Linked DNA regions of Homo sapiens: region 2 is linked to region 1. A link is a contact called in ENCODE Hi-C or POLR2A ChIA-PET data. All regions are on one chromosome and are shown on one strand. The core of a region is the stretch at or near the end of the contact, and the rest is flanking DNA. Distances in the headings are between cores, read along the strand shown. Region 1 has its middle 37 kb from the start of ZBTB8B. Region 2 holds the start of ZBTB8B (zinc finger and BTB domain containing 8B).

Region 1 (5,742 bases), core at 2,402-4,901:
CACCTCGGCCTCCCAAAGTGCTGGGATTACAGGCTTGAGCCACCGCGCCCGGCCATGCCCAGCTAATTAAAAAAATTTTTTTTTTTAGAGACTAAGTCTCACTATGTTCCTCAGGCTGATCTGGAACTCCTGAGCTCAAGCGATCTGCCTGCGTTGGCCTCCCAAAGTGCTGGAATTACAGGCGTGAGCTACTGTGCCCAGCATCCTCTTGATTTTAAAGCTCCAGCCCTGAATCAGTTTAGATTACCTAAAAGCTACAAACTTAGACACTTAGACAATATGTTTATGATTTAGTGTTGTATACTTGGATTTTACTGATGGCCCATGTTAGAAACACCTCTTGTGAATTCTATAAAAATGCTGATAAAGGAATTGTCACCAGGCGACAAAGTAAGACCCTGTCTCAAAAAAAAAAAAAAAAAGGAATTGTCTATTTTCCAACATCCCTGATAGAGGGATACATTCCTCTTAGAGTTTAGTGTCAGAAAAACTTCCTTTCTCCTGACAGACATCTTTCCTATAATTATACAATGAGAACTATTACATTTAACAATCTTTTTGCTAGAAAAGTCAGAACTATGTTTAATGTTTAATTATACAATCTTTTTTTTTTTTTTTGAGACGGAGTCTCACTCTGTCCCCCAGGCTGGAGTGCAGTGGCGCGATCTCGACTCACTGCAAGCTCCACCTCCCGGGTTCTCGCCATTCTCCTGCCTCAGCCTCCCAAGTAGCTGGGACTACAGGTACCTGCCACCACGCCCAGCTAATTTTTTGTGTTTTTAGTAGAGGCGGGGTTTCACCATGTTAGCCAGGATGGTCTCGATCTCCTGATCTCGTGATCCACCCGTCTCGGCCTCCCAAAGTGTTGGGATTACAGGCGTGAGCCACCGTGCCTGGCCTAATTATATTATCTTTAGCCTTAATTATCCTTCCACTTTCCATGGCTTTTTACTGTTGATATTTATTTTAGGGTCTTTTTTTGTGGGGGAGATTACAGACCCCTGGCTAATGTTTGTATTTTTAGTAGAGACGGGGTTTTGCCATGTTGGCCAGGCTGGTTTTGAACCCCTGACCTCAAGTGATCTGCCCACCTTGGCTTCCCAAAGTGCTGGGGTTACAGGTGTGGCAGGATCTTACATGAGGCCCTTTACTGAGCGGTTATTGTTCCAGTTACGACTGCTGCTCAGCACCCATCTGAAACACAGTGGCAGAAACCACCGCCACCGTATAACACTGATTCTGCGGGTCAGGAAATCTGAAAGTGCACAGAGTGTCGGATTTTCTCTGCTCCACCGTGTCTGGGGCCTCATGTGGTGACTAACATCTAGGAGCTAGAACTGCTGGGGCTGGAGGAGCCACTCCAAGGTGGTTTCTTCACTCACAGGTTGAGCCTGGGCTAGGCTTCACTGGGACTGTATTCAGAGCACCTCTACATGGCCTCTCCTTGTGGCTGGGTGCCACTGGAGAGCAAACCCAGAGGGAAAGTCCTAAGATCCATAGACTGTATTCCAATAAAACTTAACATAAATGGACACAAATCTGAAATTTCATGTAATTTTCACGTCACAAAATATTATTGCTGTTTAGATTTTGTTTTAGCCATTTACAATTTAAAAACCAATTTTAGTTCACAGGGATACAAAAATAGGCAGTGAGCCAAGTTTGGCCTGTGGGCTACTGCAAAATTGAATGAAAAAAACAGGGTACAAAATTGTATTTACAGTATGATGTCATATAACTCAAAGAAAGAGAACTATATGTAAAGAAAAAGCTGAATGTAAATCTACCAAAATACTATTTATTTATTTATTTATAGAGATGGAGTCTCACTCTGTCGCCCAGGCTGGAGTGCAGTGGCGTGATCTCAGCTCACTGCAACCTCCGCCTCCCAGGTTCACGCCATTCTCCTGCCTCAGCCTCCTGAGTAGCTGGGACTACAGGCGCCTGCCACGACGCCTGGCTAATTTTTTGTGTTTTTAGTAGAGATGGGGTTTCACTGTGTTAGCCAGGATGGTCTCGATCTCCTGACTTCGTGATCCGTGCGCCTCGGCCTCCCAAAGTGCTGGGATTACAGGTGTGAGCCACCGCACCCGGCCCCAAAATGTTATTTTTATACTGAGATTATGGTTGATTTTTATTCCTTTTTGTTTCAATTTTACTGAAATATTTTACTGTAAGGATGGGAATAAACTGTTTTTGAAAGAATAAATGTGGTAGTGTTCACCTTCACAGTAGAATAGACCAAACATCATGGAGAGGAAGAAAAGAAGAGTGAATTCTATGGTGTTGGATTGGAATTGGAGTTTCACTCTCTCTCAGAAAATGTCCAGTGTGAAGGCCTGAAAGCAGCACCACTTCAAACACAATGAAAACACCCAGTATCTGGATCTTGGTTTGTAAATAACTGCTCTCCAGTAAACAGAACCAGGAGTCCCTGGAGAAGTATCTGATTCCAGGGCTGGGGCAGGGAGAAAGTACAAGATGAGCCTGGAACATCTTGTGCCGGAAGGAAGGAAGTATTCAAAGAACAATAGGGACATGCCAAATGAACACACAAGCTGGCTTGAACAGGCTTTCACTGGCCAAACCTGGGACAATTTGAACATTAAAATAAATGACAGCGGCCGGGCGCCGCGGCTCACACCTGTAATTCCAGCACTTTGAGAGGCCAAGGAGGATGGATAACCTGAGGTCGGGAGTTCGAGACAAGCCTGGCCAACATGGTGAAACTCCGTCTCTATTAGAAATACAAAAATTAGCTGGGCATGGTGACGCACGTCTGTAACCCCAGCTACTCAGGAGGCTGAGGCAGGAGAACCCCTTGAACCCAGGAGGTGGAGGTTGGAGTGAGCTGAGATCGTGCCACTGCACTCCAGCCTGGGCAACAGAGTGAGACTCCATCTCAAAAAATAAAAATAAAATAAAATAAATGACAGCAACAGATTATAACCTAACAGCCAGGCCCAGTGGTGCGCCTACAATGCCAAGTTATGCCAGAGGCTAAGGCAGCAGCCCAGGACTTCGAGACCAGCCTGGGCAATATAGTAGAACTCCCCATCAGCTAAAAAAGAAAAAAAAAAAGGAAACCATGTGTCCATATGTATGAAAAAAAAAATAAATGGGCCGGGTACGGTGGCTCACACCAGTAATCCCAGCCCTTTGGGAGGCCAAAGCCGGCGGCACACGCCTGTAGTCCCAGCTACTCGGGGGACAGAAGTGGGAGGACTGGTTGAATCCGGGAGGTTGAGGCTGCAGTGAACGGTGATCGCACCACTACACTCCAGCCTAGGTGCCAGAGCGAGACTTTGTCCCAAAAATAAAAATAAGGTTTAAAAGGTTTGATGAGAAATGGTGATTCATGAAAATTCAAAGTACCACCCTACAAAATACTGTTATTATAACTGCCAAGTGAGTGTGACCTTACAGCGGAGAAGCCTACAGACAGCATCTTAAAGATAAAAGTGAGCATCATCAGTGATGAGACAAATTGACAAGCTGAAATTGTGTGCCACTAGACGTGCTGCGTTGAGAAGACCGCAGCAGCCCTTCTGTGACAGTCCTGTCTAGGATAAAGAACCTGAATCCAGTCGAGATGAGACAGACAAAGCCCAATTGAGGGAAGTTCTGCAAATTCGCTGGCTCGCGCCCCGCCCCCGGCGGCTGCTGTCTCTGCGCGGCGCAGACCAAGCCTCCCCGGAGTCCGCCGCGCCGGACGGCTCCAGACACGCCCGACGCCGTCCCCGCCGCCTTCCCGCCGCCGCCGCCGCCGCCGCCAGGAGGCTCCGCGCGCCTTCCCGGCTTTCCCCGGGCCGGGCCGGGCGGCGACAGCGGCGCGGCCATTGTTCCGCAGCCCCTTCCGGGCGCGCAGGAGAGGCCGGCCGGCCGGGCGCGGGGAGGGACGGCCGGGAGCCGGTGCCCGCCAACGCCCACCGCCGCCGCCCGCGCCTCCTCCTTGGCCGTTCCCAACCCCTCGGAGACAGCGCTGCAGCTGCTGCGCCCCAGGCTGCAAATGGCGCCCGCTCGGCTTGGCGCCTCCGGCCTCGCTCTCGGCCGGGAGACGGCTGAGGGCCGCACGCCCGTGGCCCGCATCCCAACGCCGCCGCCGCCGCCGCCCGCTACCAGGCTGGTTGCAGGTCCGGGGCAGCCCCGACGCCCTCCCGCCCTCTCGCCCTCTCGCCCTCTGCCCGCGCTGCGCGCAGCGGCAATCATTCCCCCTCCACCCCTCCTGCCAAGGGGACCTACGGGCGTCCCAAGAACAATAATTAGATTATTTTAAAATTGTAAAATACATAACAATATCATTTAAAAATGCAACTTAGGGACATTAAAGATATTCATGGCGTGCAACCATCAGTACTATCTAGTTCCAAAACTTTCTCATCGCCCCAAAGGCACCGGCACCATGAGCACTCAAGTCATTCCCCATTCCCTCCTTCCCTCAGCCTCCACCAACCGCCACTGGACTTTTTGTCTCCACGGATTTGCCTATTCAGGATCTTTTTCTCTCCCTTCCTCCCTTCCGTTCCTTCCTTCCTTTTTTTTTTTTTTTTTTTTTTTTGACGGAGTCTCTCTCTGTTGCCCAGGTTGGAGTGCAATGGCGCAATCTCGGCTCACTGCAAGCTCCGCCTCCCGGGTTCACGCCATTCTCCTGCCTCAGCCTCCCGAGTAGCTGGGATTACAGGCGCCTGCCACCAGGCCCGGCTAATTTTTTGTATTTTTAGTAGAGATGGGGTTTCACTATTGCTGTCCAGGCTGGTCTCGAACTCCTGACCTTGTGATCCGCCCGCTTCGGCCTCCCAAAGTGTTGGGATTACAGGCGTGAGCCACCGCGCCCGGCCAGGATATTTCGTATAAATGGAATCAAACAATATGTGGTCCTTTGTGACTGGCTTCTCTCACCTGAAGCAATGTTTCAAAGGTTCCTCCATGTTGTAGCAGGCATCAGAACTTCCTTTTAATGGATGAATAATATTCCACCTGTGTGTGTGCGCGCATGTGTGTGTGTGACATTTTTGTTCATTAGTTGATGAACATTTGGGTATTTCCACCTTTAGGCTATTGTGAACAGAGCTGCTATGAACCTTTGTGTACAAGTTTCAGTTTGAACACCTGTTTTCAAATAACTAAATACACTTTACTCTCCTTCTAATGGAAAACTCTACAGCCACCTGCAGTTTTTTCCCCCATTAATTCTGGGAGCTCCTGGAAGTATATCATGTGCATTCCTCTCAAATTTCCTGCCAGCCATGATTTTATTTATTTAGGAGACATGTAGGTCAACTTTCCTGCCCCTCTCCAGGGCCCCTTCTCAGGGGACCTGTCCCCATGACCACCACTCATCCTTAGTCAGAGCCTCATGCTTCCTGACCCAAGGGGTGCCATGTGATCTGAGGGAACCGATCTTTTGCTGGGCAGAAACTGAGGTGTTTTCCTTTGGAAGATTTGGACTGAAGGACAGGACAGTGGTTAGGTCAGGGCTGGGCAGCACTTTTGAGCTGAGGAATGGGCAGGAGAAAGGTGGTCTTCTGAGAGTAGCCGGGGACCCCACACAGGCACAAAGAGAAGTGTACAGGAAACATGGGCAAGGCACATGACTGACCAGGAGCAGCCTCAGCCCTGCTTTCCAATTCCAGGTGATCTGCTGATTTCCTCTCCCAGAATGATCGTAAAGTCACTCACTTTAATTAGAAACAAATCCTCTTAAAACTATTCTCGGTCGGGCGTGGTGGCTTATGCCTGTAA
Region 2 (5,742 bases), core at 842-3,341, 36 kb after region 1:
TTCTTTTGAGACGGGGTCTTACTTTGTTACCCAGGCTGGAGTGCAGTCCATGATCACAGTTCACTGCCGCCTCGACCTCCCAGGCTCAAGCAATCCTCCTACCTCAGCCTCCCAAGTAGCTGTGACTACAGGCATGCAGCACCACACTCAGCTAATTCTGAAAACATTTTTTTGTAGAGATGGGGTCTCACTATGTTGCCCTGGCTGGTCTCAATGGTCTTGAACTCCTGGACTCAAGTGATCCTTCTGCCTTGGCTTTTTTCTTTGTTAACTAAGAAAAAAAGGAGGCAGGGCAGAGGGGTAAGGAGTTGGTAAGCCAGGTAGATAAATATGTAAGTACGCACAACACTTCTTAACTTGTAGTATGGTCTGATCTATAGGGGCTCTTCCCAGGGCACTTCCGTCTTTCACTGGAAAAGCCTCCTTTCCAGAAATAGCACCTAAAACCAATTTCTTTTGGCTTTCTTACTGAAATTATTTTTTATTCTATTGCAATTATTTTTATTCTACTTCCTGACGTTGCAAAAGTCTATCCGTATAGTATTTTCTTCAAAATTTTCCCCAATCCTGTACTTGGTATATATTGTGTAAATATTTATTTATATCACCCCCATTTGCCTGAAGTGCTCTGCTGCCCCGGGAAGTGCTGAGGATCACCACTTATCCCAGAAGAGCAGCTCTTAGGGCAGACTGCTCTCAGAAGCACATTTATCCGCACTCTGGCAGGGAACCTCCCAACCATCCCACGGTTCCAACTCAATTCAACGGTTACCGGCTACATACAATGCCTGACACAAGGAAGATGCCAGGAATAGAAAAATGAACCAAGTATAGTGCCTGTCCTCCAGGAGACAGCAGATGCCAACACAACTACCTGCAATACAAACTCTCATATACCCTTGAGGGAGTCCTAGCCAGATCACACAACTGTCTCTGTTCAGAGGCCAAAAGCAGCCTTGAATTCCACCTCCGACCCTTTCTGACAAGACTCCTCCAGTCCCACCAACCTGAGAATAACAAAAACCTGCTCCTCAATTTTAGTAAATATTAAGCACTATTCCTTATAAAACACTGTACAAAGTACAAGCATATTCATTTTACTTTTTAAATTAAAATTTTTAAAAGGCACGGTCTTGCTCGGTTGCCCAGGTTGGAGTGCACGATCCTACCTCAATGCAGCCTGGAACTCCTGGGCTCAAGAGATCCTCCCAACCTTAGCTTCCCGAGTAGCAGGGACTACAGGTGCGCGCCACCATGCCTGGCTTTTACAAGCACATTAGTTTTCACCTCACAATAATCCAGTACGACAGATACTCTAACTACATCCTCTTTTTCAGAGGAGGAACTGAGATTCAAAGATGCAGATAACATCACCAAGTTAGTAATAGAACAGAGATCCGACTGACTCCCGGGTTGACATCCTTAACCACTATGCTAACCGGCCTCCTCAAACCCTCCAGGACACGATGCGACAGGTTGGGGAAGTCACTCCTTTCTTTTAGGCATGGATCGGAGGAGAAGGACACTGGAGAAGTTTCCATTTCCATACGAAGAATTTCAGGGTCAACTGCATCTAAACTGCTCGCAAGACAGACCCTCCCCCGTCCAGCATCAGACGACCTGCAGAGAGGCCACCAGAACCAGCTACAGGGCACGGCCCCCGAGGGTGGGACCCCAAGGCCTAGCCCCTCCCATGGCCTCCCGCGGACAAAGTGGCCATCGCTGCCGCTGGCACTTCTCCAGTGTGGCCGAGCCCCCCACGCCTGGGCACCATTCACCGTGGAAGTAGTCGGCGCCGCGACCCCCGGCTGGACGACGCGGAGGACACCCAATGACAGGGAAGCTGGGGCCCCACGGCCGCGCCTGCCCCTCCCCACGCTAGAAGGGCTCGCGGGGCGGAGGTCCCAGGAGTTGCCAGGGCCAAGCGGTCCGAAGGAGGATGACTGAGTGGGGGCAACCCTGCCCGCTAACCCCAATCTCCAGCCAGCCTCCCGGGTGCTAGGAATCCTCCCCAAACCAACGAAAGCGGCAGCGCCAACCCGCTTCTTCGCGCTCACCTTCCAGCGGGTTCCAGCAGCGCAGCCACGGAGCACCGCGCACCGACACGCCCCCCTTTCATTCACCTGGCGCCCTCCGATGAGAGGCGGGGCGGCTGGCCAATCGCGGGAGCGCCTGGCCTCGGGAAGGCGGGCCCTTCGGCCAGCAGGGTGGTCAATGGCGCTGGTGCCCCTCGGAGGATGCGCTCTGAAGGCGCTGGTGCTCGCAGGGTGATGGGAGTTGTGGTCTCAGCGCTGGCTTTTCGGGTAAAGATAGAGTGGACAAAACTACAAGTACCAAGATGCCAAAAGGGGCGAGGACCAGTGCTAGCGAAAGGCTGCAGCTCGGTTCGGTCTTTTGAGTCCCACTTGAGGGACCTGCCAAGTACCGGTCTCTTTGTCTGGAGAGCGAAAAGCACGTCGTGGGTATTAATGCAGTCCAGGGAATAAGAGCTTTGACTCATCAGTCCGCACATATTTCACCTACTGGCGCTTTCCGCAAAAATCTGGAAATAAGGGAAATGGTTTAATCGATTCAACAGGTTTTTATTGCATACCCGCGGTTTCTTTCACTGGGTAGTCGTTACAAAAGATAAAAGATTCAGCTCTTCCCTTGACAGGCTCTCCGGTTCATACATACTAGTGAAACGGTTAAATGGCAGTACTAGGTGCTAAGTGACCGTACAGGCGTGTTCTTGTCAGCTGTGAGCAAGACAAGGCAGCTTACCGCTCTCAGGGAGCTTAGTTCTCATGGGGGTGTATTCGTTTGCTAGGGCTGCTGTACCTAAGTATCACCAACCCGGTGGCGTCAATAACAGATCTTATTGTCTGACAATCCTGGGGGCATCTGAAAGCAAGATGTTGGCAGGGTTCTTTCCTTCTGAGCGCTGTGAGGAAACGGTCTCTTCCAGGCTTCTCTCCTGGGCTTGCATATGGCCATCTTCATGTTCACAGGGCATATTCCCTGTATATGTCTCCATGTCAAAATGTCTCCTTTTGGTTGCAGTGAGTCGAGATCGCGCCACTGCACTCCAGCCTGGGGCGACAGAGAGAGACTCCGTCTCCAAAAAAAAAGTATTTTTATAAGGATACCAGTCATATTGGATTAGGGGTTCACTCTATGCCAGTATGACTTTTTTTTTTTTTTTTTTTTTTTTTTTGAGACGGAGTCTCAGACTCTGTTGCCCAGGCTGGAGTGGTGGCGGGTGGATCACCTGAGGTCAGGAGTCCGAGACCAGCCTGGCCAACATGGTGAAACCCCATCTCTACTAAAAATACAAAAATTAGCCGGGCGTGGGCCAGTAATCCCAGCTACTTGGGAGGCTGAGGCAGGAGAATGCTTGAACCAAAGAGATTGCAGTGAGTGGAGATCTGGCCACTGCACTCCAGCCTGGGCAGCAGAGCAAGACTCTGTCTCAAAAAAAAAAAAAAAAAAAAAAAAGGCTACCCCCTTCGCTGAGAGACCCTAATGAGGAGTAGTGAGCCATGCTAAGATAAAACAGAAAACCGGTTGGTACATATCTAAGAAACAGGAGAATGCCATTGGGTTGAGGAAGTGGATGGCAGGTAGACCAGCTTAATGGACGTGCAACCCACGCAGTGGCACAGGCCCGCACACTCAGAAAGGGCTGGTGCTTCCAGGTGAGGTTTTATACTTAACAAAACAAAACAAAAAAAGAGCCAGGTGCGGTGGCTTACACCTGTAATCCCAGCACTTTGGGAGGCTGAGGCGGGCGGATCACTTGAGACCAGCCTGGCCAACATGGCAAAACCCAGTGTCTACTAAAAATACAAAAATTAGCTGGGCATGGTGACACATACCTGTAATCCCAGCTACTCGGGAGGCTGAGGCATGAGAATCACTTGAACATGGAAAGTGGAGGTTGCAGTGAGCTGAGATTGTGCCACTGCACTGTTTCAAGGAGGAGGAGGACGAGGAGGAGGAGAGAGGGAAGAGGGAAGAAGAAGAAGAGGAAGAGGAAGGAGAGGAAGGAGAAGGAGGAGGAGGAGAAGAAGAAGAAGAAGAAAGATTTAATTACTAACAAAAAGAAAATCTAAATAAATATTTTAAAAATTAAAAAAAAGGAAAGGGCTGATGCCTGGTTTAATGCTCTGCCATTGCCCTCTTAAAATTCTTAGTAGTTTTTGAACAAGGAGCTCTGCATTTTCATTTTGCATTGGGCCCCACAAATTATGTAGCCAGTCCAAGCGACAGGAAATATGAATGGATAGAGAAGCAAAGGCCAGATTATGTAGGAATTTGTAGGCCACCTTAAGGAGTTTGGATTTTTTCTTATGAATGTGAAGGGACACCTTCGAAGGATCTTAAGCAGGGAAGAGATAAGATATGATCTCTCCCCTGCTGATAGATGCTGATAACTGGGGATAGGGTAGAGGTGGTAGAGATGGAGGGGTTTGTTTAGGATATATTTTAGAGCTTGTCAAAAATGTAATTGCAGTTCACTCTAAAGATAACTTAATAATTTTAGAAGGTAAAATGTCAGCCAAACACCACTATACTATCTATCAAAGAAAAGTAGTTTACCTATTTCTTGTAAAGCTGGATACCCAGAGAGGGACAGCAGCAGTTACATCTTTCCTGTTAGTGTGGCTGTCCTTGCCACCTGGTTCCCAAAGGCCAGCTCAGGTGCTGAGGACTTTTGATCATCATAGCAGCAGAGAAAGCATCAGAAGTGAGGAGCACCAAGCTTCTCTGGGCTCAGCCTTTTGTATCTTCTTACCTGGGAAGTCATGTCACTGATGCCTTCACCTTAATTATGACTGTACCTGGAACTCACCCTAGTATTCATTCCACATCTCCTGCATCCAGGCTCCAAGTTTCAGGTCCCAAATTTTATGACTATGGCACACGCAACCTGTACTGGATGACCTAGTAACATTCCAGACTGCTAACGTAAAAGGGCTTTTTGGGGTGGCCTGCATAGGACATGCCCCTGACAACTAGGCATAGGAAATGTTAGAGGCCTTATGATCTCTAGATCTGTTGTGGTCTGCTGTGGGACTTACTCTCGCCACCAAGACCAGCACAACCTTTAGTGTTAGATGCTCTGAACTTCAGTATATTTTTCAAGGTTCAGTTAAAACCAACCTGGCTAGTTTAAGCAAAAAGCAACCTGGCTAGTTTAAACAGAAAAGAATTCATATAAGGAATTAAGTAATACAAATTATCAGGGAGGCTAGAGAATGACTCTGCAGGGATGACTCCAAACTGTCCCAACAGGGTAGCTACCCATTTTTGCTGCAATCAGGAAGGTAAGAAATCAGGACATCACCACTGTACCTGTTAAGCTCAACAACACACTGTTGTGGCTGTGATTAAGGGATTGGAAGTCACCATCACTATTGCTGCCCCTGAAACAGGCTCTCGACCCCTACATGGCTAGTGACTGGACCCTGCAACCCTGCTGCAGACACACCTCATACCTTTGCTGCCACACTTCAGCAGCAAGCAGCAGGCGGGTGGCCTCCACTTCATTTCCAAATCCTGGCCATGACATTTTAACTCTCCAGATTCTGCAGCATAGGAAGGGACACTAGAAGGAGATGGGAATGGATGCTGACTGCTAATCGACAGTACCCAGCAGCATGAATGGCACAGCAATGTGTCACTGAATCTAAAACTTAGGACCTCCAGAGCAAAAAATAGAGAATTAAAAATTGCTGGCTGGGTGCAGTGGCTTACGCC

Evidence for each region. A loop is a pair of places that touch in the nucleus more often than their neighbours do. ChIA-PET counts read pairs that join two places held with the same protein, here RNA polymerase II (POLR2A). Pooled maps may share reads with other maps.
Region 2: a map of dorsolateral prefrontal cortex shows a loop between it and region 1 (2.0-fold over the local background). The contact joins the promoter of ZBTB8B here to the enhancer-like site in region 1. A Hi-C loop is called at or near these places in 4 of 168 maps with a recorded cell type or tissue (dorsolateral prefrontal cortex, heart right ventricle, left cardiac atrium and 1 more) and 5 of 50 pooled maps. POLR2A ChIA-PET finds 5 or more read pairs at or near these places in 12 of 52 experiments (A549, AG04449, AG04450 and 8 more).

Annotation. Positions count from the first base shown.
Region 1 is chr1:32,498,862-32,504,603 of GRCh38, reverse strand. No RefSeq gene overlaps it. Among named protein-coding and RNA genes, the nearest start is that of ZBTB8B, 37 kb to the right of the region's middle. RefSeq lists silencers at 3,699-3,968, 4,059-4,188. Within about 2 kb of position 3,651, at least 27 of the 41 ENCODE cell types and tissues checked have a DNase peak (open chromatin) inside an H3K27ac peak, as active enhancers do; they include HCT116, dorsolateral prefrontal cortex, endothelial cell of umbilical vein and 1 more, where a contact is called at or near this core.
Region 2 is chr1:32,461,421-32,467,162 of GRCh38, reverse strand. It overlaps ZBTB8B (zinc finger and BTB domain containing 8B), which reads right to left and starts at 2,091. Exons shown (of 4, transcript NM_001145720.2): 1 at 2,058-2,091.